Regions from separate parts of the Homo sapiens genome. Here region 2 is linked to region 1. Evidence: read pairs that join two places in POLR2A ChIA-PET (ENCODE). Cell type or tissue: CD4-positive, alpha-beta T cell. All regions are shown on one strand. Each heading gives the region's core, and the rest is flanking DNA. Links, peaks and the distances in the headings are about the cores only.

Region 1 (5,000 bases), core at 1-5,000:
AGTAAAAGTATTTTTACTTGGCCTTTTCCTAATTGCAGGTATGTATCTCTACGAGTTAGGAAATATTGCTCAATTTGGTTACCTAAAATAAATAATTTGTGGTCATTCGAATTCTTTTTTTTTTTTTGAGACGGAGTTTTGCTCTTGTTGCCCAGGCTGGAGTGCAATGGCGCCATCTCGGCTCACCGCTACCTCCGCCTCCTGGGTTCAAGCAGTTCTCCTTCCTCAGCCTCCCGAGTAGCTGGGATTACAGGCATGCACCACCACGCCTGGCTAATTTTGTATTTTTAGTAGAGACAGGTTTCTCCCGGTTGGTCAGGCTGGTTTCGAACTCCTGGCCTCAGGTGATCTGCCCGCCTTGGCCTCCCAAAGTGCTGGGATTACAGGCGTGAGCCACCATGCCCGGCCTCTACTTTTTATTTCTTATGCAAGTCCAGTATAGAGAAGTTTATGACAGTGAAGTTTAAATTGTAATAAAATGATACAATTTAAATTTTTAGTAGCGAGTTTTGCTCATTTTGTATTTTACATTAAGAATGGCATTCAATTTTGTGTAGTCATGACATGGTCTGAAGTTGACTGTTGCTTTAAGGCAACTTTTTTTTTTAAATTTCAGAATTCTGGAATTGAAAAGGCATTTCTATTTGATGTGGTCAGTAAAATTTATATTGCAACTGATAGTACTCCGGTGGATATGCAAACCTATGAGCTCTGCTGTGATATGATAGATGTGGTTATTGACATCTCTTGTATTTATGGGTAAGTACAACATTCTTAAAGGCCACAATCAAGCCATCCTTCCTTCATAACCTTTCAGGCATTTTGCATTTACATTTACTTACTTAACTTTAACATTTTTGTCTTAAATGACTGAAATCTATAAATAAATATACCAGTTAGCATGCAATAATAACAGTTATTGAGCAAATGCCACGCATTATGCTAATCTCATTGCATGCTTCCTATTATTTATTTCAATTTTTTAGCAATAGGGTGTCCCTGTGTTGTCCAGGATAGATCACTCCTGGGCTCAAATGATCCTCTCACCTCAGCCTCTCGAGTAGCTGGGATTATAGGCATGAGCCACTGTGCCCAGGTTATCATTTAATTCTCAACTATTCGATGTGGCAGGAATTACATTTGACCCTTGAACAACACAGGGGTTGGGGTACCAACCCTTTGAACAGTCAAAAAGCCACATATATTTCCCCCCTGACAAACTTAACTATTAATACTAATAGTCTACTGTTGACTGGAAGCCTTACCAATAACATGAATGATTGATTAACACACATTTTGTATGTTATGTATTACGCACTGTATTCTTAACAATAAAGTGAGCTACAGAGAAGAAATTATAAGAAAGAATATATTTACTATTTATTAAATGGAAGTGGGTCATCATAAAGGTCTTTACCCTCATTGTCTTCACATTGAGTAGGCTGAGGAGGAGGAAGAGAAGGGGTTGATTTTGCTGTCTTAGGAGTGGCAGAAGCGGAAGAAAATCCATGTATAAGTGGACCTAGGCAGTTCAAATCTGTGTTGTTTAAGGTCAACTGTAGTGTATTCACTTTACAGATGAAAAAACTGAGGTTCAGAGTGGTTACATTTCTTACTCTTGCTCACACTATCAGTAAGGATTGGAACTGGAGTTTCAACTCAGATCTGATTCCTGATCCTCTGCTGAAAAAAATCTGTTAACATACCGTTCTTAGAAAACAGAGCTTCCTATACACTTAATATAAAATAAACAAGGAGTGGGGGAAACTGATTATGTTACCCGATGTAGAAACAATTCTACATAATTATAAATGTGCTGAACAGGTGGTGTACAGACTGACTAGGTGTGAACTAGTTGTTCATCTTATTAAGATGTTAAGGTGTTGCTATCTGTATTGTATCTGACATCCTCATCTAATCGATGAGGTAAAGCTTTTGCTCATCTTCCTCTTTACTCACTGCCTGTGACCTGCCTTACACAGCTTGACGCTCTGCCTTTCAGCTTTTGTGAGAGTCTAGTCTCCATTTTTCTCTTCCATTGCTTAAAAATCCTTTGCCCACTCAGCTCGGATTCTCTCTGTTAACTGTTAGACACACACACACACACACACACACACACACACACACACCACACACACATGGAAAGTGATACTTACAAGATTGTATTGAGGATGAAATATCATTAGGCTCATAACGTGCCTTTACCTGGTAGACTCTGGATAAATGTAGCTGCCATAATTTATTATTACTGTTATAATTAAACGCTGACATCTGGCTTTAGAAATAAACCTTATTGCCCAAGATTACTGCCCTGAAGCATTCTATTATTTTTAAACCGTTTAAATGGATGACCTTGAAATAGTCATGGAAGATGAACGCACCCTGATTACAGTGCAGATTGCCATGGTAATCAAGTACAATGAACAACACAATTAATCTGGCACATGCTTAACAATGTGCATGATCATTATTGTGCCATATGGTCATTAGCTGTAAGTGGTAAGTTGTTCATGTAAATGATGTTAATCAGAGTTACTTTTACCCAGCTAAAACAAACATGGGGAGGGAGGGGTTAGGAGGAGGTGGCCTGGCTTTGCCGTCAGATTGGTTTTTCTGTGGTGGAGTACAGTGTTCTGAGAACCCACAGGATTCAGTAAGAACCAGTCTGGGTCACAGATGGTTTGTGGGCTCTGGGGTTTCCTCAGATTGTTTGCTGGAGCAGCAACAAGCCAGTCCTGTTAACCAGCAGGAGGCAGGGTTGTGTGCAGAGCCTGGGGCCCTCTTAGGCAATGAGGAAGCAGGTGCCCTTGTAACTGGAGGCCTTGCTGCCCCTCCCCACCTGCCCAGTGGAGACCAGCAGGCCCTAGAATCAGGTGACCTGGTGCCTCAGGAATCTCTCAGCTGAGGCTGTGCCCCAGCTGGCAGCTCTGTGCTCACTCATGCACACACATGCACACGCACATATATGCACACACACATGCACACACTTTAAAATATGTTCTATCTTCATGTGTTTTCATTGCTTATAGATGAAAAACTTGAGTAGTAAAACAGTTTTTGCAGTTGCAAACCTCATCAATTTCTACTTGTAATTTTTGGTGGAGTCTGTTTTTCTAATTTGTTTAATGTTTACCTTTTTCTGATTGTGAAAGTAATACATGCTTATTGCAGAAAATACATAAAAGTCTAAAGAATAAAATTAAAGTAGCCCATAATCTCACCACCTAGAGACAGTCAGTGTTTACATTTTATATAGTTTGTTCTTATTTCCATGTGTAATTTTTAGGATAATGAGATCACATTTGTATGTGAAATTTTTCATCCTGCTTTTTTCATTTAACATTACCACCTGATAATTTTCCTGTATTATTAAATGCTGTTAATAAACAGTGTTTAATATCTATATAGTATTATATTTACTTGGAAATTTTAAATGCTATTTTCTTCATTGGGTAAAACATGTTAAATGTTTCAGTTTCTTGTTCTCAGAACATTACTTATAAGCAAGAGAGATTGAGCCTTAAAATATAGTAGTTAAAACAGTGCAATGGAAGTTAATGAATTCTGTTAAAGCATCTTTAACATTTGATGTCCAGCACTTAAAAGGTTTTTCTTTAATGTTTTGGTAGGTTATAGTGAGTTGAATCCTTTAAAAAAAACAAAAAATACGAACTTCCACAATTTACTTTTTTTTTTTTTGAGATGGAGTTTCGCTCTTGTTGCCCAGGCTGGAGTGCAATGGCATGATCTCGGCTCACTGCAACCCCCGCCTCCCGGGTTCAAGTGATTCTCCTCCCTCAGCCTCCCGAGTAGCTGGGATTACAGGCATGCACTACCACGCCTAGCTAATTTTGTATTTTTAGTAGAGACGGAGTTTCTCCATGTTGGTCAGGCTGTTCTCGAACTCCCAACCTCAGGCGATCCACCTCGGCCTCCCAAAGTGCTGGGATTATAGGCCTGAGCCACCGTGCCCACCCTCACAATTTACTTTTAAGTGGCCATGTATATGGCAGCTTAAAATACTCTCAAAACTAAAAACCTACATTTCCTAAAAATACTCTTGTGCAATTCAGGCTTTTCATTAAATCTGGCTTGATACTGTACCCCCTTGTGTATTTACAGGATTAAAGCATTAACTTTGAAATTAGCCATATCTAGGTTTGAGGTCCTGACTTTACCCCTATCGTCAGCTTTGACCAAGTTATCTTATTTTCCCCTAGCCTCAGTTTCCTTAGAAACTTAGAGGATTCTTATAGCAGACAGAGGATAATGCATTTTAAGAACTAAGAATGGTTAATATCACATAGTAAGCTTTAATAAATGCTAGTTCTCAGTGAATGTGGTAAGGTTTAACACAATTCCAATTAAGTCAAATTTCTGGTCAGTTATTCATAAATTTGGGGAGTAAAAATAAATCAGAAAATTTATGTACAGTTTTAGGTAAGGGGGAAAAGGTTTAGGGAAGTGTCCTTTGCCTGTGAGGAAAGGATTCATAACACTTTTATTACACAGGTATCTTCAGAGGGTCCAGTTTCAGTCATTAAAGCCATGATAATAAGTGTGTATTTTATGTTCTCAGCATTATGCTTAGTGCTACATATGCATTATTTCATTTAATCTTCATTAGAAAACTTTGAAATAATTACTGTTAGTGTACATATGAGGAAATTGAGGCTCAAAGAAGTTATTCGACTTGTCCAAGCTCACATAGCTAGCAAATAAAAGAAATGAGATTCAAACCCAAGTCACTTGTGTCTGCACACCACACCTTTTCTTAAATAGACCTATATATCTTTTTTTTTTTTTTTTTTTGAGACGGAGTCCTGCTCTGTCACCCAGGCTAGAGTACAGTGGCACAATCTCGGCTCACGGCAACGTCTGCCTCCTGGGTTCAAGGGATTCTTCTGCCTCAGCCTCCCGAGTAGCTGGGACTACAGGTGTGCGCCACCACGTGGTGCCTGTCTAATTTTTGTATTTTTAGTAGAGATGGGGTTTCACCC
Region 2 (16,920 bases), core at 7,046-12,045, 330 kb after region 1:
CAAAAAGTGGAAACAATCCAAATGTCCATCAACTAATGAAAGGATAAACGAGATGAGATATATCCATAACACGAAATATTATTTGGCCATTAAAAGGAATGAAATACTGATACATGCAGCAACATGGATGAATCATGGGAACATTGTGCTCAGTGAAAGAAGCTAGACACAAAAGGCCAATTTTGCATGGATTCTATTTATATGAACTGTCCAGAAAGGAGAAAAACCATAAAGACATAAAGTAAATTAGTGGCTTCCAAGGGCTGGGGGAAGGGAGACAATGGGGAGTGACTGCAAATAAGTATGGAGTTTCTTTTGGGTTGAAAACAAGTTTCTAAAAATAAGATAGTGGTGATGATTACACAATTCTGTGAATATACCAGAATCCACTGAATTGTAAACTTTAAAAGGGTAAATTTTATGCTATGTAAAATATATCAGCTGGGTGTGGTGGCTCACACCTGTAATCCCAGCACTTTGGGAGGCCGAGGCGGGTGGATCACCTGAGGTCAGGAGTTCAAGATCAGCTTGGCCAATATGGTGAAACCCCGTCTCTACTAAAAACACAAAAAAATTAGCCAGGCATGGTGGCAAGTGCCTGTAATCCCAGCTACTAGGGAGGCTGAGGCAGGAGAATCACTTGAACCTGGGAGGTGAAGGTTGCAGTGAGCCAAGATGTTGCTGCACTCCATCTCAAAGAGTGACAAAGATGGCAACAAGAGCAAGACTCTGTCTCAAAAAGAAAAAAAAAAGAAAAAAGAAAAATATCTCAGTAAAGCTGTTATATTAAAAAACAAAAACTCAGTGCTTTTTTTTATTTTTTGAGACAGAGTCTCGCTTTGTCACCCAGGCTGGAGAGCAGTGGCACCATCTTGGCTCACTGCAACCTCCGCCTCCCAGATTCAAGCGATTCTCGTGCCTCAGACTTCCAAGAAGCTGGGATTACAGGCATGCACCACCACACCTGGCTAATTTTTGTATTTTTAGTAGAGATGGGGTTTCACCATGTTGGCCAGGCTAGTCTCGAATTCCTGGCCTCAAGCAATCTTCCTGCCTGGGCCCCGCAAAGTGCTGGGATTACAGGCGTGAGCCACCATGCCCGACCTCAACTCAGTGCTTTTTAAATTTACCAGTTGAGCTCAGAGTAAAGTGAATTCTTAGACACAGAAATATTCTTTCCAAGTGGGAAATTCCTCTATCTAGCCTCTCCGTTAATTAATTCATCTCTTTAATGTCTGTAAAGTTTTTTATTGAAATATCACATCTTCCTTCCCAGGGCACTGCTGTACAGATTTAAGTAAAAATTTGTGGAAGCTTTTGAATTTTAAACAGACAAAAACAGAGCTTCTTTGATTATAAATGATACAGGGGACCTGGCATGTTCATCATATGTTTTATTTTTGTTTTTATATAATTTTTAATTTGTTTTTTGAGACAGAGTCTTGCTTTGTTGCCCAGGCTGGAGTGCAGTGGCACGATCTCAACTCACTGCAACCTCCACCTCCCAGGTTCAAGCGATCCTTGTGCCTCAGCCTCCTGAATAGCTGGGACTACAGGCCTGCACCACCACACCTGGCTAATTTTTGTATTTTTAGTAGAGATGAGGTTGGGCCATGGTTGGCCCAGGCTGGTCTTGAACTCCTGGCCTCGAGCAATCTTCCTGCCTGGGCCCCCCAAAGTGTTGGGATTACAGGCGTGAGCCACCGAGCCTGGCCTATTATGTACTTTAATATGTAGTCCTATTTGATTACATAATACATATTTAAGTAAACCATTTTAGCTGGGACTGTTTCTGAATAAGAGGAAACAATACATTAGACCATAAATAAATAACTTTCTCCACTCTAAAACCATTAGTGGGACTTACCAAAATAAGCACGTCTTGCCCTGTAGCAAAATGATAAATAAATATAGCTTTTAGTACTATAAAAGAAGAAGAAAAAAGTATCTTTGAGAAGGATTTGAGGGGCACTGCCATAAGATAGGTGGGTATAGGATGTGTGTAAAGCCTTTAATAAGCCTCAAATATATTGTAATTTTCCTGCTTTCAAAGAACTTATACCTTCTTGAGGAGGCCAGCTTTCCATGAACAATGTAATTAAATGGGATAATGTATGAAAAGCACATGCTTTTGGTTCACATTAAATAAGACCATCAGGCTGGGCATGGTGGCTCACGCCTAAAATCCTAGCACTTTGGGAGGCTGAGGCCGGCGGATCACTTGAGGTCAGGAGTTTGAGACCAGCCTGGCCAACATGGTGAAAACCCATTATATGGTTAGGCTTTGTGTTTCCACCCAAATCTCATCTTTAGTTGTAATCCCCACGTGTCAAGGGAGAGGCCAGTTGAAGGTAATTGAATCATAGGTGGTTTCCCTCATCCTGTTATTGTGATAGTGAGTTCTCACGAGATCTGATGGGTTTTAAGGGGTTCTTCCCCCCTTCACCTGGCACTTCTCCCTCCTGCCACCCCATGAAGAAGGTGTCTTGCTTCCCATTAGCCTTCTGCCGTAATTGTAAGTTCCCTGAGGCCTCCTCAGCCATGAGGAACTGTGAGTCAATTAAACCTCTTTCTTTCCCTAAATTACCCAATCTTGGGCAGTTCTTTATAGCAGTATGAAAATGGACTAATACATCTGTCTCTTCTAAAAATACAAAATTAGCCAGGTGAAGTGGCCCACATCTGTAATCCCAGCTACTTGGGAGGCTGAGGCACGAGAATCGCTTGAACCCAGGAAGCAGAGGTTGCAGTGAGTAGAGATTGTGCCACTGCACTCCAGCCTGGGCAACAGAGTCAGACTCTGTCTCAAAAAAAAGAGAGAGATCATCAGAATTCATTTATTTAACTTGCTTTCACTAAAAACTTAAGTGCCTTCTATGTGCTAAACACTGTATTAGACTTGGGAATTGTTGTGTTAAACAAGGATCATGTTTAGGCCTCCTAAATAGCAATGTAGGCATTAATGCAAAAGGTATCAGAAGTTAGTATAGGATGAAGTGCAATAGAGATAGTTTATTTCTTAGAAAAAGCTTTGGAAAATTCTAAGCACAAAGGTTGGACTTGTTATCCGCTTACTAAAATGTGACTCTTGCAGGTTGCAGCAGCAGTCACATACACTCATTTTTTCAGCGCAGAGCTGGACTACTTGTCATGGAAGGAAGGTGAGTGGTATTTGGGGCCTGGCTAGGGCTACTGACAGCTGACCGACTGTATCTTTTCTCTGTAAAGCAGGTAAGCAAAATACACAGTAAAGGTGTCCTTGGCCCGTGGCTGTAGTAAAGGTGCTGGCCCACGGCTGGAAGGGCTTACAAACCAGAAGGTGTTACCTAAGGCCTTTCTACCCATGGTTACAAGGCCACTCCAACATACTGAGGATTTACTCATCTTACAGCTGTACCTGGTAAGAGTCTGCTATATTTCCACCAGTTCCCCAACGAATGTGGGCAAAGCTGTGGCTCTGCCAGCTAGACTCAGGAAGTTACAGAGGTAGATATATAATTATGTCACCAACTTTTCCCCTTCTGAGAGCCAGCTCCTTCCACACACACCCAGCAGGCTGAGCTTCATTGTTTCTTCTTCAGCCTGGGCACTGAGACATGTTTGTTCATTAATGTACCTGAGCTTCTTAAGCTGTTGTCTCTCCTTCCTGAGAATGCATGATGTGTTTTCTTTTCCTCAACACCCCACTTTCTTGGGGTTTTGGTTTGTTTGTTTTTAGAAACAGGGTGTTGCTATGTTGCCCAGGCTGGTCTCAAACTCCTGGGCTCAAGCAATCCTCCCTTCTTGGTCTCCCAAAATGCTAGGATTTCAAGTGTCAATCCTTTTCTAGGATGTCTAGTCCACTTGCTTTTACCCAGGACAAACATACTCCCTCAGGGACTCACCTCTATCCAGTTTTCCTGCGCAAGGCTGCCAGCTGTTTCATACATTACTGGAAAATTGTGCAATTCTAAGCAAAGAGGCTGGAGGCTGGGATTCTGTGCCAATATTAGAATCTGGGGTTCCCGGAGGGCTGAGGGCTGTGTTGCAGAGAAGATTGTTGTCATTGTTGCAGCAACTATTGCTCTAGGACAGCAGTTTCAGAACGTGGTCAGAGAAACCCTGGGATCTCTGAGGTCCTCCCTTTTCCAATCACCTATCTGTATAAGGTCAGATTTCAACCAAAACACATCTCAATAGATTGAATGCAGATGTAGGTATGAGAATCCAGCTCCCTTCTGTCAAGAGATTTGCAAAAAATTAAAATTTTTGTTTTAATTTTAATACAATAAATATTGACATAACCCATGTAAAGAAAATGCCTTGGAGTCCCCAACAATTTCTAAAAGTTGTAAGGGGGTTCTGAGATTGAAAGTTTGAGAACTGCTACTCTAAGCTACTCTTGGCCCCACTTTGTTCTTCCCGCTCATCTTGAGGGACCTCATAAGACTCATTGCTTCAACTACCACGTCCAAGTTGGTGATTGTTGTGGGCAGTACATAAGCTTCTGCGTGCTGTTCTGCAAGCACCTGGGGATAAGGGAAATAAGATTGCCCCTGAGAATTGAACTGGATAAATCCATACACAGCAGATATGACCCACCATTCATGCATTCAACAAATATTTATTGAGCACGTACTCTGTGCCATACACTCTTCCAAACACTGGGCTTACAAAACAGAAAATCCCTGAACATCCTACTGGGGTATACTGAGAGACGATAAAAGAGTATAATGGGGTCCGGTTTGGTGGCTCATGCCTGTATTCTCAGCACTTTGGGAGGCTGAGATGGGAGGATTGCTTGGGGCCAGGAGTATAACACTATCCTGGGCAACAGAGTGAGACCCTGTCTACAAAAAATTTAGGAAAAAAAGAAAAAGAAATCAAAGTAATGTGACAAGAACTGTATGTATGCGTGAGTTTGTGTGTATATGCCTGTATTTTCTTTCTTTCTTCCATAAATTATTCCCCAATAGCCATTCTGCTAGTAGCCCTCCTGGGAAGTGGTGTTTACAAATTTCATCTTGGTAAGGAGGCAGATATGATGTAAGACAAGTTCCAGCCATGGAGGTGGGGTAAGGAAGAGAGCAAGGAGAGCAGATCTTAGGATTGGCAGCTCAGGGACAAGAGCACAGCAGCATCTTTGCAGCACAGGTTGGCAACCATCCAGAGGAGAAAAGCATGGGCTATGAGCCACCATGAAGTCACTTAAGCACCACCCTTCAAACACCATCTTAAAGGATGAAAAGACAAAGGGAGAGAAACAGCTCTAATGGGGAGTTATTGGCTGGAATGAGAACTTAAGTCCGAAGAATGAGATACTTTTATTGGTAATTTTAAGTTCCATTTCAAACATTTTATTTGCATGTCTGAGATGTAGTGTGATAAAATTTCAATCTGGCTGCATTAACGTTTTACTGCTGCTGGACTGTATCTGAAGCCTTGAGGCAGGGAACTCAGGCAAAAATGGCTCTATTAGACTCTTCCTTCCCATTCAATCTAAACCCAAGTGTTACCACCCAGATGACCACATGGGAGAAAGGAGACTGAAAAGAAGACCCCAGGAGGCAATGAAAACAGGATGCAGGTCTTTTTCTCCTGAAGGAAACAGTTCCCATCCTCTTTGCCACTTAGGCTACCTGGAAGGGAAAAGCAGAAGAGTGAAGAACTGGTCACTGATCACATGCAGCCTGCATTCAAGAAAGAAGACAGGGCTAGAGAGGGAAATAAAGGGCGGGTCTTTTTCTGAGGGTGCCAGAAAATTCTGGCCTTCCGAGAAGATGAAGAAAGACAACCCCTCTCATGTGGCCCAATCAGTGTCCCTGGAATGACTCATCAGATTAGGGGCTCCTTCTTGGAGTGGGAATGAAGATAAGGATCAAGGAGGAAACTGGATGAATGCCTCTCCCATCATACCCAAACTCACAGCATCCCTAAAAGGCGTTTTAAATGGAGAAATTGAGACTCAAGGTAGAGAAAATAAAGTGAAGTCATACTCTAGGAGCAGAGCCAGGTTTTGAACCCAGATTTGACTTGTTGCAAAGTATAGCCAGTTCTTGCCAAACCCCAAGCTTCCCCACTCCCACTCCCCATCAGAACCTGTTTGGTTTTTTTGAGACAGTCTCGCTCTATCACTTAGGCTGGAGTGCAGTGGTGGGATCACAACTCACTGCAGCCTCGAACTCCCAGGCTCAAGCGATCCTCTCACTTCAGCCTCTTAGGTAGCTGGGACTACAGGTACATGCCACCACACCCAGCTAATTTTTTTATTTTTTGTGGAGATGGGGTCTCGCCTTGTTGCCCAGGCTGGTCTTGAACTCCTGAGCTCCAGCGATCTGCCCACCTCAACCTCCCAAAGTATTAACGATTACAGGCGTGAGCCACCTGGCCCAGCCCAGAACCTGTTTTATTTAGTGGAGGCAATCTTTCTTGCATCTTGCAGTCTTGTGTCTTTTCCTACCCTGGGATATAAGGTGAAATTCCTTGTCTAGAAGAACCACGGCTGTAGCAATTATTCATCCATCCAGCAAATATTTATTGAGCGTGAGGGGTGAGGTCTGTCCTCAGTTCTGGGTCATGAAATCACTTTTATGATTATTTCAGTTTCCTGAAATGTGATAAGCAGCTAAATGGATCCAGCCATAGGAGGAGAACTGATTGAAAAGTGAGGAAGTAGAGGATGAGAGGACAAAGACCAACATTTAAAAGCCCTAAAGTAGCTGAGGTTCCTCAATGAGGGTAGGACAGGAACTGTGTTGTTTACACAAAATGAGATGGTGTCAGTGAAGCTTTTCTTGGGGGTGGGGGAGAGTGTGTGCACATACTCCGTTTTTCCCTGATCGTTTTCTGTGCTGATGGAATCCTGTTCCATGGATAGATTGTGCTTTTATTTTTAAATTCATTTTTTGAAGCTGATTGGCAGTTTGTAATCTTTCCAGCCTTTTCCTGAGCAATTCTAATCACCTTTCAACTTTTTTTGAGGTACCATACAAAGCAATCTAATTGTTGACATAAACCAATGTTGGCTATACGATTAACCCTAGCACAGAGTTGATTTATCTACTCTGGTTTATCCTTAGCAAAATTTAAATCCCAAACCTACAACAGTTTCAAACTACTCTCCTTCAGCCTTCTATTAATGTAAGTTCGGGTAGTACTAACTTAAATGTAGTTTGCATGATAAATCTGTTCTCTAAGATTACATGTTTTCCAAACCAAGTATGCTTAACTTTTAGATCATCTAGGAGAAAATAGAGCACAATAATAAATAGCAGGGGCCCCGAACTTCACCGTCTAGTTGAAGCCCCAGTGACTGCATTTATTAGCTCTGTGACCTCGGCAGAAGCATTGAACTTTTCTCTGCTTTTTCTTATATATAAAATGGGGATAATAAACAGCTTCTTTTCCAGAGTTGAGAGGGGAATCAATGAGTCAGTACTACTCAGTAGGAAATAAATGTAACTTAGTAAATGTCAGTTTATTTTTTATTTATTAATTTTTTTTCAGGCCAAGCATGGTGGCTGTAATGCCAGCACTTTGGGAGGCCAAGGTGGGTGGATCGCTTGAGACCAGGAATTCAAGACCAGCCTGGGCAACATACTGAGACCCTGTTTCTATTTTTAAAAAATTTATGAAAAAATTAAAATAATTTTTTTCTTTCTCTTTTTTTTTTTTTTTTTTTGAGACAGGGTCTTGCTCTGTAGCCCAGGTTGGAGTGCAGTGGCATGATCACGGCTGACTACAGCCTCGACCTCCTGGGCTTTAGTGATCCTCCCACCTCAGCCTCTCGAATAGCTGAGACTACAGGCATGAGCTGCCGTGCCCAGCCTAATGCCGGTTTTCACCATTATTAGTTTTTAAGTTTCTTTCCCTCTGTTGCCTTCTTTTTGAACAATTAAAGCCATTTATTTCGTTTAAAAAAACCTGATTAAAGAACTAATACTTATTGATTCTCTATTAATTATTGGTGAAAGATGCAGAGCAGACATAAAAAGACTAAACAATAAAAACTACCCCTTAATCCTAGGCCTAAGAAATATAACCACTTTTAAAACAACTTTCAAGAAATCTGGCCGGGCATGGTGGCTCATGCCTGTAATCCCAGCACTTTGGGACGCCAAGGTGGGCTGATCACTTGAGGTCAGGAGTTCGAAACCAGCCTGGCCAATGTGGCAAAACCCTGTCTCTACCAAAAATACAAAAATTAGCCGGGCGTGGTGGCAGGCGCCTGTAATCCCAGCTACTCAGGAGGCTGAGGCAGGAGAATCGCTTGAACCTGGGAGACAGAGGTTGCAGTGAGCTGAGATCGCACCACTGTGCACTCCAGCCTGGGTGACAGAGTGAGATTCTGTCAAAAAAAAAAAAAAAGAAAAAAAAGAAAATAAATCTATTTACTAGACTTTCTAAGAAATGTCTGAAATGTTGATTATTTGACTTACAGAAAGAAAAAACATTTGTACCAATGTGCTATTTCTCTCCTCTCGACTGTTTCGGTAGGAATTTGTGTATGAGTAAACAAATTTCTAGTCATCACATAAAATTTTCTTTGCCAAGAAAGATTAATGAATCATCCTCAGTATCCACTCTTGTCTCCTCTGACACAGCCTCAGAGGAACCCACCATCATACTTTTCCATCTCCATGGCTTCACGTCCTCATTTGAAGAACAGGGACAGCGAGAACTTGATGGCACTTCTGGTCCATGTTTCTCACACAGGGACACAAAAGCCTAGGAAGAAGCCGTAATTGCTGGAGCTGGGATTAGAGGCCAATACACTTCCCCCACCTTTTTTTTTTTTTTTTGAGATAGAGTCTTGCTCTGTCACTCAGGCTGGAGTGCAATGGTGTGATCTTAGCTCACTGCAACCTCTGCCTCCTGGGTCAAGTGATTCTCCTGCCTCAGCCTCCCGAGTAGCTGGGATTACAGGCATGAGCCATCACACCTGGCTAATTTTTGAATTTTTAGTAGAAACAGTGTTTCACCATGTTGGCCAGGCTGGTCTTGAACTCCTGACCTCAAGTGATCTGCCCTCCTGGGTCTCCCAAAGTACTGGGATTACAGGCTGAGCCACTGCGCCCAGCCAGGCCAGTCTGCTTCCCACCACACTGTGCAACCGTGCCAGGCTGAGCTCAGAGCATTCTGTCCTGCGCCCAAATCTGGCTTCCTACTTCTAAAACCACCCTTATCTGAGAGGGTGGCTCTAAAAAGGAAGCAAGTCCAAGCTGTGAAAGGGCTTTGAAAGAGGAAGAGAGATATTCCGAAGCTGCAGGAAGGTTTACTCTTTGTGCTCAAAAGCATGCAGACCTAAAACAATGGTTCTTAGATCTGTCTTGTTGGTGGAAGCCTTCTTCGTAATTTGGAGTAGCTTACCTCCCAGGTCTGTGCAAGAGAAGGCTGTTCTTTAAAAATAAATCACAGCATAGCCTCTAAGGAAAAACCACCCTAAGGAAAAGGGTGGTTTTGAAAAATAGGTCAGCTTCAGGCTGGCGGACCACTCCCTCTCAGAAGAAGCAGGGTGGGCGGAGAAGGCCTGAGGACTGAGGAATAAGACAGCCCTCAAGGACTTTTACAGGAAAATAGTGTTACAGTCACCAAGCGAACACCTGCAGGAATACAGAAACAAGTACACAAGGTGTGCAGATTAATACCAGGTGGAAGGCAGACATAGCTACATTGGTGAATATGTCTTTGAAGGAAACCCTGGCTTGTTTGTGTTTTTTTTTGTTCAGGAGGCTGAGGCAGGAGAATTACCTGAGGCCAGAAATTCAAGACCAGCCTGAGCAACTAGTGAAATCCTATCTCAAAAAAAAAAAAAAAAAAAAAAAAAGAACGTGAAATATTCAGGATCAAAAAGAAAAATGAAGCCGGGCGTGGTGGCTCATGCCTGGAATCCCAGCACTTTGGGAGGCCAAGGCGGGTGGATCACTTGAGGTCAGGAGTTTGAGACCAGCCTGGCCAACATGGTGAAACTCCATCTCTACTAAAAATGCAAAAATTAGTGGGGCCTAGTAGTGGGCACCTTTAATCCCAGCTTCTCTGGAGGGTGAGGCAGGGAGAATTGCTTGAATCTGGGAGGTGGAGGTTGCAGTGAGCCGAGATTGTGCCACTTCACTCCAGCCTGAGTGACCGAGCAAGACTCTGTCTCAAAAAAAAAAAAAAAAAAAGGAAAGAAAAGAAAAAAATTAGATACTTCCTTTATTACTTCTATTTGATCTTTTCATATTGAGTTTTGTCTTTTTTTTTTTTTTTTTTTTTTTGAGATGGAGTTTTGCTCTTGTTGCCCAGGCTAGAGTGTAATAGCGCAATGTCAGCTCACCACAACCTCTGCCTCCCGGGATTCTCCTGCCTTAGCCTCCCGAATAGCTGGGATTACAGGGATGTGCCAGCACACCTGGCTAATTTTGTATTTTTAGTAGAGATGGGGTTTCTCCATGTTGGTCAGGCTGGTCTTGAACTCCCGACCTCAGGTGATCCACCCACCTCCCAAAGTGCTGGGATTACAGGCATGAGCCACCATGCCCAGCTGTTTTGTCTTTTTAAAGAAAAAGTAGGCTGGACACGATGGCTCATGCCTGTAATCCTTGCACTTTGGGAGGCCGAGGCAGGAGGATTGCTTGAACACAGGAGTTTGAGACCAGTCTGGGCAACATAGAGAGACCCCCATCGCTACAAAAATATTAAAAAATTATCCAGGCATGGTGTGCCTGTAGTCTCAGCTACTCAAGAGGCTGAGGTGGGAGGATTGCCTTAGCTGGGTATTCGAGGCTGCAGTGAGCCATAGAACTCTAGCCTAGGTGACAGAGTGAGATCCTGCCTCAAAAAAAAAAAAAAAGTAACAACGCTCTAGTGTGTTTACATTTGGATGAGACAAAATTAAATAAGATCAAATATGCAAAGTGCTTGTCTTATATAGGCTCTTTTTTTTTTTTTTTTTTTTTTTTGAGACAGGGTCTAACTCTGTCACCCAGGCTGGAGTGCACTGGTGTGATCGTAGCTCACTGCAGCCTCAAACTCCTGGGCTCAAGCAGTCCTCCCACTTCAGCCTCTGAAGTAGCTAGGATTACACATGAGCCAACACACCTGGCTGAATTTTTTATGTTTTGCAGAGCCAGGGTCTCACAATATTGCCCAGGCTGATCTCAAAGTCTTGGCCTCAAGTGATCTTGCCACTTCAGCATCCATTGGTTCAACACTATGAACTGATTTTATCTGTGCAGTGGATAGGAAGAACCCATTGGATGATTACAGTTATAAGTCCCTTCTGACAGATGAGAAAACAAAAAGGCAGAGAGGTTAAACGATTTGCCCAAGGCCAATAATTAGTACTACATGATCCCAAATCTATCAGATCCATTTTAACCCACTATGATCAGTCTTTCTGCCCCGCCGACCACACCACCAAAACCACTTTTTCAGTGACTTCTCCATTGCCAAATCCTATTATCAATTTTCAGTCCTATCTTACTCCACCTGTCAGCAGCATTTGACACAATTGATCACTTCCTGTTTCTTAAAACCTTTTTTTATTCTATTTGGTTTCCAGCACTCCACCCTGTTCTTCCTCTCCTGTATCTCTCCAAGTCTCCTTTGACTAATTCTTCCCATTGTCCTGAGCATCTCAGGGTTCAGTCCTTGGATATCTCTGTCCATATCCATTCCTTGGATGCTCTTGATTTAAACACCCACTCCCCACCTCCAAACTTATTCCTTCTTGAATGTTCCCCATTCCAGTGGCTCGGGGCTAAACCTTAAGGTAATCCTTTAATGTTTTTCTCTCCCATTTCACACCTAATCCATCAGTAAATCCTATGAGATATATATGTGAGCGTTTATATATATGTATATATATATATATATATATCTCTCTCTCTGAAATTATTATATATATATAAAATCTCAAATATGACCATTTCTCCCTGCCTTCATTGCTACTACCAAGTTCAACTCCCACCTAACACTGCAGAAGCCACCTAACTGGCTTCCCTTTGCCCTGCCTTGCCCCTCTACATTTAGTTGCCCACATGGCAACTAAATTTAAAAAAAAAATTTTTTTTTAAATTATACTTTAAGTTCTAGGGCACATGTGCACAACGTGCAGGTTTGTTGCGTATGTATACATGTGCCATGTTGGTGTGCTGCACCCATTAACTCGTCATTGACATTAGGTATATCTCCTAATGCTATCCCTCCACCCTCCCCCCACCCCACAGCAGGCCCCGGTGTGTGATGTTCCCCTTCCTGTGTCCGGGTGTTCTCATTGTTCAATTCCTACCTATGAGTGAGAACATGGGGTGTTTGCAAAGTGATTTTTTAAAATGAGAATCAGATCCTGTCACTGGTCTGCTCAGAAGCCTCCAACAGCTTTCTATCTTGTAGAGAAAAATCCCAAGTGCTTACCATGACCCCTGACTACCTCTCCGATCACTCTCACTCCCTCTCTTGCCTCTCCCCACGCACTAGCCTTGCTTTTCCTTGGTCATGCCAAGCTGGCCTGGTCTAAGGGCCTCTCTTGCTGGAGCCTGTCTGAAACGCACTCCCCAGACCTCGGCAGGGCTCACTCCTACACTAAATTCAAGGATCCTGTCAAAGGCTGCCTCACATATCCTCTGAAATGACACTCCCACCCCTCTCTATTCCTTTACAGTGATATGACTTATTTTCTTCATGGCTCTTATCACTACTTGTCTTTTTGTTCACCGCTGTATCATCAGTGTTTATTATAAAACAGGACACATAGTATGCCAGGCACTGTTCTAGGCTCTGGAAATGTGGAAATGAATAAAACAAAGTTCTTGCCTTGATAGGGTTTATGTTTCATGAGATGCCACAAAAATAAACAAACATGTAGCACACCTGATGGTGGTAAGCTCTTTTTTCTTTCTTTTTTTTTGTTTAGACAGGGCCTCACTCTGTCGCTCAGGCTGGAGTGCAGTGGCGTGATCATGGATGGCTCACTGTAGGCTCCCTGGGCTCAGGTAATCCTCCTGCCTCAGCTTCCCAAGTAGCTGGGACTACAGGCACATGCCACCACACCTGGCAAATTTTTTGTACTTTTTGTAGAGACTGGGTTTTGCCATGTTGCCCAGGCTGGTCTCAAACCCCTGAGCTCAGGTCATCCACCCGCCTCGGCCTTCCAAAGTGCTGGGATTACAGGCATGAGCCACCATGCTAGGCCCTGATGGTGATAAGTTCTATAGAGAAAAATAAAGCAGGGCAAGGGGGATTGGGAGTGCGAGGATAGAGGTTTTGGATTTTGCTGTTTTGAATACAGTGGTCAAGTAAAGTCTCACTCATAAGGCAAGGTTTGAGTTGAGACCTCAACAAAATGAGGGGGAAAGTCGTAACAATATCTGGGGGAAAGAATGGTTCAAACAAAAGGAAGGGCAAGTACAAAGAACCTAAGGCAGGAATGTATATGGCTTGTTGGAAGAGCAGCAAGGAAACCCGTGTGGCTGAACAGAATATTTAAGAGGGAGAATCAGAAGATGGTGACCCAAGGCCAGGCACAGTGGCTCACCCTGTAATCTCAGCACATTAGGAGGCCGAGGTGGGTGGATCACCTGAGGTCGGGAGTCCAAGACCAGCCTGGCCAACATGGCGAAACCTCATCTCTACTAAAAATACAAAAATTACCCGGTGTGGTGGCGCGTGCCTGTAATCCCAGCTACTGGGGAGGCTGAGGCAGGAAAATCGCTTGAACCCGGGAGGTGGAGGTTGCAGTGAGCTGAGATTGCTCCACTGCACTCCAGCCTTGGCAACAGTGCCAGACTTCATCTCAAAAAAGAAAAAAATTTAAAGAAGAAGATGGTGACACAGAGGTAAGAAGGGGCAAGAGTGTAGGGCCTGTAGTTTATGTAATGAATTTGTTGCAAAGTTTTTCTTTGAGATGGGAAACTATTGGAGTGTTGGAGTGTTTTAAGCAGAGGAGGGGCATGATATGCTTGCATTTACAAAGGACTATTCTGGCTAGGCATGGTGGTTCATGTCTGTAATTCCAGAGCTTTGGGAGGCTGAGGCAGGAGGATTGCTTGAGGCCAGGAGTTCGAGACCAGCCTGGGCAACATAGGGAGACCTCGTCAGTCTCAAAAAAAAAAAACGAAAAAGAGAAAGCCAGGTATGGTGGCATGCACCCCTGTATTCATACCTACTGAGGAGGCTGTGGTGGGAGGATCGCTTGAGCCCAGGAGTTCAAGGCTGCAGTGATTTGTAATTATACCACTGCACTCCAGCTTGGGTGACAGACTGAGACTGTACCTCTGGAAAAACATTAAATAAATAAATAAATAAAAAGGACCATTCTGGTTGCCATGTTAAAATGAGATTATAGAGGGGCAAGGGTGGGAGCAAAGAGACCAATTGGGAGTCTGATGCAGTAATGCAGGCAGAAGGTGATAAAATCGTGATCCCCAGTGGTAATGATAATGGTGGCAAGAAGTGGTGAAATTCAGGATGTATTCTGTATTGAGCTAACAGACTTTATCAATGGATTGAACATAAAAAATGAGAGAAAGGGAGGAGTCAAGGATAAAACCAGTTTTTGGCTGGGGAACTGGTAAGATGCAGTTGCCATTTACTAAGATGAGGAAGAATACAGGAGTGTGGAGACAAAAGTGATTCCATCTTGGAGGTTAATCTGCCATGTTGACTTCTGATTAGCCCTGGTCCTGTGAATGCCTCCTGGTTTCTACTTTATTTACTGTCCCAAGTGTAAAAACAAAGCAACCTTGATGTTATCGCATACATTAGAGGCTATGATGCATATAGCATTCTTGCCTGTTCTGGAGGATTGCCTTTCATTGTCTTGGTGGAGGGAGCATGTACACCCTTACCCTATGGTACATAAGCCCTGGGTCTGGGGAGTAACAATGCAGAAATCTACCTGTCTTGCGGCCTCCCAAGACCGTGCCTCCATCTGTAAGTTCTTCCAGTAAAACACCCTATACTGACCTACATCTGCCTCGTTTTTGGGTTTCTTGGCTCCTTAGGCATTTGAGGCTGCTTTGCATATATGGCCCTTTCACAGAACAAGGAGGCACAGATTTAGGGGCTGAGGAATCAGGCATTTTCTTTCAGACATCTACATTTAACATGCCTAATAAATATACATTGGTGATATCACTCAGGCATCTAAATATATGATTGGAGTAGGTTCAACAGAGAATGGAAGAAAAAGAATTGGAGACAGCACATATAGACAATGCTTTCAAGTTTTGTGTAAAGAGAGGCAGATAAGGTGGCAGGCAGAAGGGACACATGGGGTTGAGAGATAGACAACGTCATATGTTAAGATGAAGGTATCTTTTGGGAGGCGGAGCTTGCAGTGAGCCGAGATCATGCCACTGCCCTCCAGTCTGGACAACAGAGAGAGACTCCATCTCAAAAAAAAAAAAAAAAAAAGAAAAAGATGAGGGTATTTTAGAGTATGTTGATAGGCTGATTGAAATGATTTAGTAGAGAGTAAAATTTGACTGTGCAGAACAGAGGGATAATTTCTGAGGTAATTATCTTTGAGTAGGCAAGAGAATATTGGATTTAGTACACAAGTGGAGACAATGACCTTGGACAGGAGCTTAGTTTATCCATGACAACACTCATAGGAAGGCAGAGAAAATCGTAAATGTGGTAAAGGTAGCATGTAGAAGACTATTTTTCTGGTTGCATCCTCTTCTTAGGGAAAGGGAGGTAGGGTCATCAACTGTGTAAGATTTAAGGTGAGAAGAGAAGGTGCAAAAAAGTGAACGATTTAGGGAAATGCAGGATTGTCAGGCAGCCCTAAGGGCACACCTAAGGATAGTGGTCATAATTTAATGTGAGCCACTTCATATGGTTAATTGTTTTCCTCCAGCCATGTTTAAAGAGGAGCAGGTGTGATATGGTTTGACTGTGTCCCCACCCATATGGTTTGGCTGTAGTCCCCATAATCCCCACATGTTGTGGGAGGGACCTGGTGGGAGGTAATTATGGGGACCTCCATGTTGTTCTCATGATAGTGAGTGAGTTCTCATAAGATCTGATGGTTTTATAAGGGGCTTTTCTCCCCCTTTGCTCTGTACTTCTCCTTGCTGCCACCAGGTGAAGAAGGACATGTTTGCCTCCCCTTCTGCCATGATTGGAATTTTCCTGAGGCCTCCCTAGCCCTGTGGAACTGTGAGTCCTTTAAACCTCTTTTTCTTCATAAATTACCCAGTCTTGGGTATGTCTTTATTAGCTGCATGAGAACAGACTAATACAGTAAATTGGTACCAGGAGTGGGGTGCTGCTGTAAAGATACCCAAAAATATGGAAGCAGCTTTGGAACTGGGTAACAGGCAGAGGTTGGAACAGTTTGGAGGTCTCAGAAGAAGATAGAAAAATGTAGGAAAGTTTGGAACTTCCTAGAGATTTGTTGAATGGTTTTGACCAAAGTGCTGGTAGTGATATGGACAATAAAGTCCAGGCTGAGGTGGTCTCAGATGGAGATGAGAAACTTGTTGGGTACTGGAGCAAAGGTGACTCTTGTTATGCTTTAGCAAAGAGACTGCTGGCATTTTGCCCCTGCCCTAGAGATCTGTAGTACTTTGAACTTGAGAAAGATGATTGAGTGTGTCTGGTTGAATAAATTTCTAACCAGGGCCCAAGGGCTGTTTAGTCAGTGGGTGACGGATCCTGCCAGGACTGGGTCTTTCCCTTCAAGGCAGTAGTTTCCCTTCGGTCCCAGAGTGTGTCTAGACATGTTGTCTGGGAACTAGGGCTTGAAATAGGGCCTCATGACTCTGACCAGTGCCCTATCCTACTGTGGCTGAGCTGGTATACAAGATGAAAGGCAAAGTCATCCTTTTCTTCCCTCTCCTCTTGTCAAACAGAAGGAAAAGTTCTCTTCTGGAGCTGTGAGCTGCACTGCCTGGGGTTGGGGGAGGGGTGGCATAAGCACTCCTTTAGCTGCCCTGGCTGATGTCTCATTGG

Evidence for each region. ChIA-PET counts read pairs that join two places held together with the same protein. Peaks named below come from ENCODE experiments on the same cell type or tissue, not always from the same donor. Only the 100,000 strongest peaks of a DNase experiment are listed, where the experiment ranks them.
Region 2: POLR2A ChIA-PET joins it to region 1 with 5 read pairs; 3 of 35 experiments call an interaction of 5 or more read pairs at or near these places.

The regions. Positions count from the first base shown.
Region 1 is chr6:89,373,430-89,378,429 of GRCh38, reverse strand. It overlaps RRAGD (Ras related GTP binding D), which reads left to right. Exons shown (of 7, transcript NM_021244.5): 5 at 617-759. Among named protein-coding and RNA genes, the nearest start is that of UBE2J1, 23 kb to the right of the region's middle. RefSeq lists enhancers at 2,332-2,832, 2,833-3,333. In CD4-positive, alpha-beta T cell, for the core only: a CTCF peak has its summit at 2,819; a DNase peak (open chromatin) is centred at 2,689.
Region 2 is chr6:89,037,404-89,054,323 of GRCh38, reverse strand. No RefSeq gene overlaps it. Among named protein-coding and RNA genes, the nearest start is that of PNRC1-DT, 35 kb to the left of the region's middle. RefSeq lists a silencer at 11,427-11,627. In CD4-positive, alpha-beta T cell, for the core only: no CTCF peak of the experiment used is centred there; a DNase peak (open chromatin) is centred at 9,143.